2 separate regions of the Homo sapiens genome follow, and region 1 is linked to region 2. A link is a contact called in ENCODE Hi-C or POLR2A ChIA-PET data. All regions are on one chromosome and are shown on one strand. Each heading gives the region's core, a stretch centred on a gene start or an enhancer-like site at or near the end of the contact. The rest is flanking DNA. Distances are from core to core; before and after follow the strand shown. Region 1 overlaps C3orf52 (chromosome 3 open reading frame 52). Region 2 has its middle 23 kb from the start of ZNF80.

What was found. A loop is a pair of places that touch in the nucleus more often than their neighbours do. ChIA-PET counts read pairs that join two places held with the same protein, here RNA polymerase II (POLR2A). Pooled maps may share reads with other maps.
Region 1: a map with no recorded cell type shows a loop between it and region 2 (5-fold over the local background). The contact joins two enhancer-like sites. A Hi-C loop is called at or near these places in 4 of 37 single-sample maps with no recorded cell type and 6 of 50 pooled maps. POLR2A ChIA-PET finds 5 or more read pairs at or near these places in 1 of 52 experiments (activated CD4-positive, alpha-beta T cell).

The regions. Positions count from the first base shown.
Region 1 is chr3:112,116,866-112,119,565 of GRCh38, reverse strand. C3orf52 (chromosome 3 open reading frame 52) reads right to left here. Exons shown (of 6, transcript NM_024616.3): 6 at 1,356-2,700. Among named protein-coding and RNA genes, the nearest start is that of MIR567, 5.4 kb to the right of the region's middle. Within about 2 kb of position 1,250, at least 5 of the 41 ENCODE cell types and tissues checked have a DNase peak (open chromatin) inside an H3K27ac peak, as active enhancers do.
Region 2 is chr3:114,213,022-114,215,721 of GRCh38, reverse strand. No RefSeq gene overlaps it. Among named protein-coding and RNA genes, the nearest start is that of ZNF80, 23 kb to the left of the region's middle. RefSeq lists an enhancer at 1,313-1,986. Within about 2 kb of position 1,406, at least 12 of the 41 ENCODE cell types and tissues checked have a DNase peak (open chromatin) inside an H3K27ac peak, as active enhancers do.

The DNA of each region.
Region 1 (2,700 bases), core at 1-2,500, 2.1 Mb after region 2:
TACCTCATCCTAAGAAGACACGAACATGTGTAAAGGAAGGCAAATCTTCTTATTCAAATCCCACCAGTGCTTCAGGATTCGGCTTCAGTCCTACTTCCTACAAAAAAACGTCCTCTGATTATACTGACCACTCTTTTCTCTGACCACCCGCAACCCTACTGTTTCTGTTTGTTTGTTTGTTTGTTTGTTTGTTATGGAGTTTCACTCTTGTCACCCAGGCTGGAGTGCAATGGCGTGATCTCAGCTCACTGCAACCTCTGCCTCCTAGGTTCAAGCGATTCTCTTGCCTCAGCCTCCTGAGTAGCTGGGATTACAGGCGCCTGCCACCACGCCTGGCTAATTTTTAGTAGAGATGGGGTTTCACCATGTTTGTCAGGCTGGTCTCGAGCTCCTAACCTCAGGTGATCTGCCTGCCTCGGCCTCCCAAAGTGCTGGGATTACAGGCTTGAGCCACCGCGCCCAGACTGCCTTTGTTTTTGACCCCTGGGTATTTTTTTCTGCTGTTTCCTGTTTCATCTGTACTGATCCTGACTCCTTAATAAGACTAACAGCTTCTTTTCTTATTGTTGTCTTCTCCACTAGTATCCCCATAGCCTTCCATAAAACACATCATTTTTTCAAATCTGTAGAACTAAATTAAATTGAAAGGCAAAAAAGAATCAGACACATGGCTGGAATTTTTGTTGGCAGAGGAACAGGAGCAGGTTCTGCTGATATGGCTGTTGCCATTCTATCCATATCTAAGTGACATCCAGAGAAGAGCAGTTTTCTTCTCAAATCCTTCAATTATTAAAACCTCACTATGTACCAGGCATTATGCTCATCATGATGTTGTGTGATGACCAGTAGATTTATCTCCTATAGCAGAACAGTGCATTTGTAAGGGCCGTTTTTTTTCAAACACCACCAAATATGTTAGTCACAAAGGTTAGTTTTTTCCCATACCATTTGGGCAGAAAAGTCAAATCTATGGAAAGTCCTCTCTATGACTTGCAAATGGTCAAAACCCAAGACAAGGTACTTGCATCTTGGTGCTTTCTGAACAAGAAGGGAAGAACAAAACCAAATCCTGCCTCCAGACATGAACAGGCTGTTCCTTCAAGTCCAAGCCCTTTCAGATACCAAGTCCTGCCAGAGAGGGCCTCAGAGAAAGAGGAGGGGATGGCCTCTGCCTGCTCTTGCTGGAACAGAGGGGAGAACCCAGGCCGCCCCAGCCAAACTTGGCTTGATCTTATTCACCCAGAAGAGGAAGCTGCCCTAAGGGAAATGAAAAAAATTATGCTCAACACCATTTACTGCAAAAAACAAACAAACAAAAACCCAGCCCAAAGCTCAGCCAATGGGAATGCAACAACACAGATGCAAAAATAATGTATTGTAAATGTTTTTAAATCATTCTCCATTAAAATTTTTCATTATTTTCTACAAAATACAAATACACTAAGGTTCACATTTAACATGCAGAAAATAAAGAGGAAGAAGAGAAATCCACTAGTTTCACTAGTTTAAGGAACAATCACTAAAATGAGACAATGATCTATAGTACATGTATCTTCTAGTTAAATAGGAAAGCAAATTCACATTATCCAGAGTCCTGGGTCATAAAGAACTCAAGTCAAATCTAGTCTGAGGCAGACACTCTGGCTCGTGCCCGCACACAGCTGCCCTTCACACTGACTTTAACCCAGGGCTCATTTAACTGAGAGGCGAGATCTCTCACAATACAGCACAAAACTCTTTCTCCTGGTAAATTTCTTTTCCCAACAAAACAATCAGTTCCCTCACAACAGGCAATTCTGTATCTGTAGACAACCAATACAGTTGCTAATATTCCTCCTACCCCCCAAATAGCTGGCAAAAGCTTCCAAGAGTTTATTTTCAAAGAAGAGTGGTTCTTCTTGTATCACAACCATCTGTAACAGGATACACAATCATTGCCTGAAGACACTGAGTCCCACAGGAAGGTTTGTAGCACTAGGCAACAAAAAGCCAATGCGTAATATCCAGAGCAGATATTAAACAGCCTTAATGATTCTCTAATGGAAGTTTATAAAAATATAAATGGAGTGACTATCCAAAGTGATAGTAGTGTGCTCAAAACTCACAGAGACCCATATTTCCAAAAAGGTGTTCAGGAATCACAGGAACAACGAGGAGCTGCAAAATAATGAAGAAACACATAGCTCCCGTCTGTAACTAGCTATATACATAGATTTCAAAGTAACCTTGGTGGTGTTCCTAAGGCTGGCTGGCTAAGATACTCAGGTACAGGTCATGGAAGTAGACACAGAACCACACTGCTGAGGTCTTCTAAAGTGCCTTCCTTTTCTTCACAGCCTGGCTTAGAGGTAGATCAAATCGAATGGTGGGGGGGAGGAGGATGACTTCAGTGAATAATTGGCTTAGTCTTCGTAACCTGGCTGCCTGCCTCTCCGTGCTCTACCAGCTCATGCTTACGCGATCCCACCTAAAAGAAGACAGTGCACCTCTGCACTAAAGAAAAAGTAGCCCAGGTGGGTGGAGTGCTTCAAGAATAGCAGTGCCATGATCACGCCACCGCACTCCAGCTAAGCGACAGAACGAGACCCTGTCTCAAAAAACAAAACGAAACAAAACAAAAACAAACAGAATACCAGTGACCTCCAACAGTGGGACATACCCGCTGACCCTATCGCCCCCACCCTAGCTGGCTTCCTGCCT
Region 2 (2,700 bases), core at 157-2,656:
ACATCTCAAGTAGGCTTTTGTTCCCTCCACAGCATCTCTATAATATTCTATCTGAAATATTATACATTTACTTGTTTATTTATTTGCATTTCTACACCTTCACTAGAACCAAAATTACAGGAAAATGTGGAATGGCTCTTTCCTCAGCATCTAGAATAATGTCAAGTTCACAGTGGGCACTCCCTTAAATACATTTTGAGTGGAGGAATGAGTTTGGGATTTGAACCCATGCAGTGTGGCTCCAGTGTCATTAAGTCAGAATGGTGGAAGAGGGGCATCCTTCTCACCAGGGACTCCAAGAACTATTTGAGAATTGGTAAGGTTGGAAGTCTCCCCTAGTAAGGGCAGAGCCAAAAAAAACAAAAGCTGTTTATTATAACCCTATCTTGCCCCATCTCTGATAGGCTGAGAAACCCACGTTACACATCTGTGTTAATGTGAGAGCTGCAAAACACCCCTGTATCCTGAGAAGATGTGGTTTAACTTGACGTGTAACGGCATCCGCAGATACTATAGGGTACTTATGAGTCTTGTGTTGGTTTGCTGGTTTTTTTTTTAACTCACTAAATTCTATTTTAACAACCATGTGCTCACCCCACCTCCTGACCTAAGGTATTTTCCTTATCTGAGCACACCTGTGCTTGTTCCTAGGTAAATCTGGGCCAATGCAGAGTACTGTCTGCACTGCTTAGTTGGTAAATGTGTCTGTAGCATGACTATCATCACAACTGCCATCTGAGCAGCAGAGCCAGATGGAATCAGACCACTCATTGGTCTACTGAGGTAAGGATGGGCTTTTTAGCTCTGCTCTCTCTTAGAAACAAAAACAAACAAATCAAAAGACTAACTTTTTTTTTTTTTGCATTCACCTAGACTATTATGCCAGAACTTGCGTAAGAAAAACACTTCTTTCCGACCCCTGTAGTGATCAACTGATGCCTTCAAGCAGGAAACCTGATTGCCCTCATCTCAGGCTGAGTCTGTTTTATCAATCACAAAGTGACTCAACCCTTTTTTAAAAGCCAGCTGTGACCATTGACTCTGTGACCTCCTGTGGTGGTGAATTCAGTTTAAAAAATAATAATGTTAAAATAACAAAGCTTATTGAAGCTATTATGCTTCAATGCTCCACCCTTTGGGGGCTAAAGGAAATAAAGCAAGTTGGCCAGACCTGAGGAGTTGATGATACACATTTTCCTCCCCCAGAAGCATCTTGTAACTTGTCCCACACCAGCAGTGACTTCCCAGTATGGCGTTTCTCCCCGCTGCTCCCATCAGCAAGAGCGTGCTGACACATGGGCTGATGAGCAGTGCCGAGACTTATGGAGTGTGTCCTTCCTGCTTCGAACCTCACAGCCTGTCATCCTCTGTTGTCACACGCTCTTGCTCATTCGCTCGCTGCTCACACTAATCTAGAAGATGATCAAAGAAAAACTCCACTGACTCACCCCTGCCTGGACCAGCGCAGGGATTGGTCAAGCGTGCGCATTAAATATTACCAGATTCTAATCTATTATTTTCACCCGCTTGCTTGCTCTCTCACTCGTACTCTCTCACTTCCTCTCTCTCATTTTTTTTCAAAAAATAAATAAATGAATTCTGGGTTGGCTGAAGATTTCAGCAATGTGAGTGCTGTGCAGATGGATCCTGCTGAAGCTGGTGCTGGCTCTCTAGGGAGTAGCATGAAATGCTGGTTTTCAAAACCTGAGCAGCGTGTAAATGGCAGCTAAAAAGGAAATGCAGATTGGTGCTGAGTGTTAATTGTCTCTTCCTCTCTTCTTCACACACTTCAGAGACTGTGTGGTGGCAGGAGACAGGAAAGCAGGCCTGCCCCCTCGTGGGGTGGGCTTTTTTTTTTTTTTTTTCTCAAGCTGGACTGAGAGAATAACAACACCTAGAGTCCAAGTCAAAACATGGAATGGGTTTTTTTTTTCTTTCAAGTTTTCATCTGATGAAAGTCCGGGAGGTGGCACCGAGCTTGTAATGAAAGTAAGAGTCTGCTGAGAATGAGTCGATGAGGTGTGACACAGAAAGGGGAAGCAGGATGTCTTTGTTTTGAAATGACAGGCGATAAGCTATGGGGGTGCCTGGTGAGATTTTAGTCCATAACTAGGTAGCAACTTGTCAAATGCAGGCCCCTTAAATGCATCACAAGAATTCTCACTTGAGATGATTTCAATTCTAGCTCTGCGTGTGTGAGTGTGTGAGTGTATGCATGCACGCATAGCAAAACATAATTGAATGCCAAAAAACATTGTCATGTCCTGTTAAGGGTACAATTGTAATCACACTGGAACGAGAGCTCTAATTTCCTCCATTGCTTTCCTCGCTTAGGCAGTGACAAGGTCAGGTTTATGACCACAGCCCAGGCTCAGAGCCATTTATTTTCATCCCTGAAGACTCATGTTAGCCTTCTCCCAAGATGTTAATCAAGCAGAATCTTGATTGACTGTCTTTTCTTTTTACGTTTTTGTCTAGATGAAGTGGGGTCATTTGAATTTGTGCAGTTTTGAATAAGATGGGGGCAATAGAGAAGCAACTGGGAAAATTGACTAGCCTTTGGCAAGGAGAACAGAAGAATCTGGAATCCTTTTTTAAAATCATGAAATTCCTGTGCCCCACCTGAGTCACTGTAACCTGTACCTGCTGATGCCTCATTTCTCCATGCATTTATGAAAAGGCTGTGACTCCCTGCTGTTG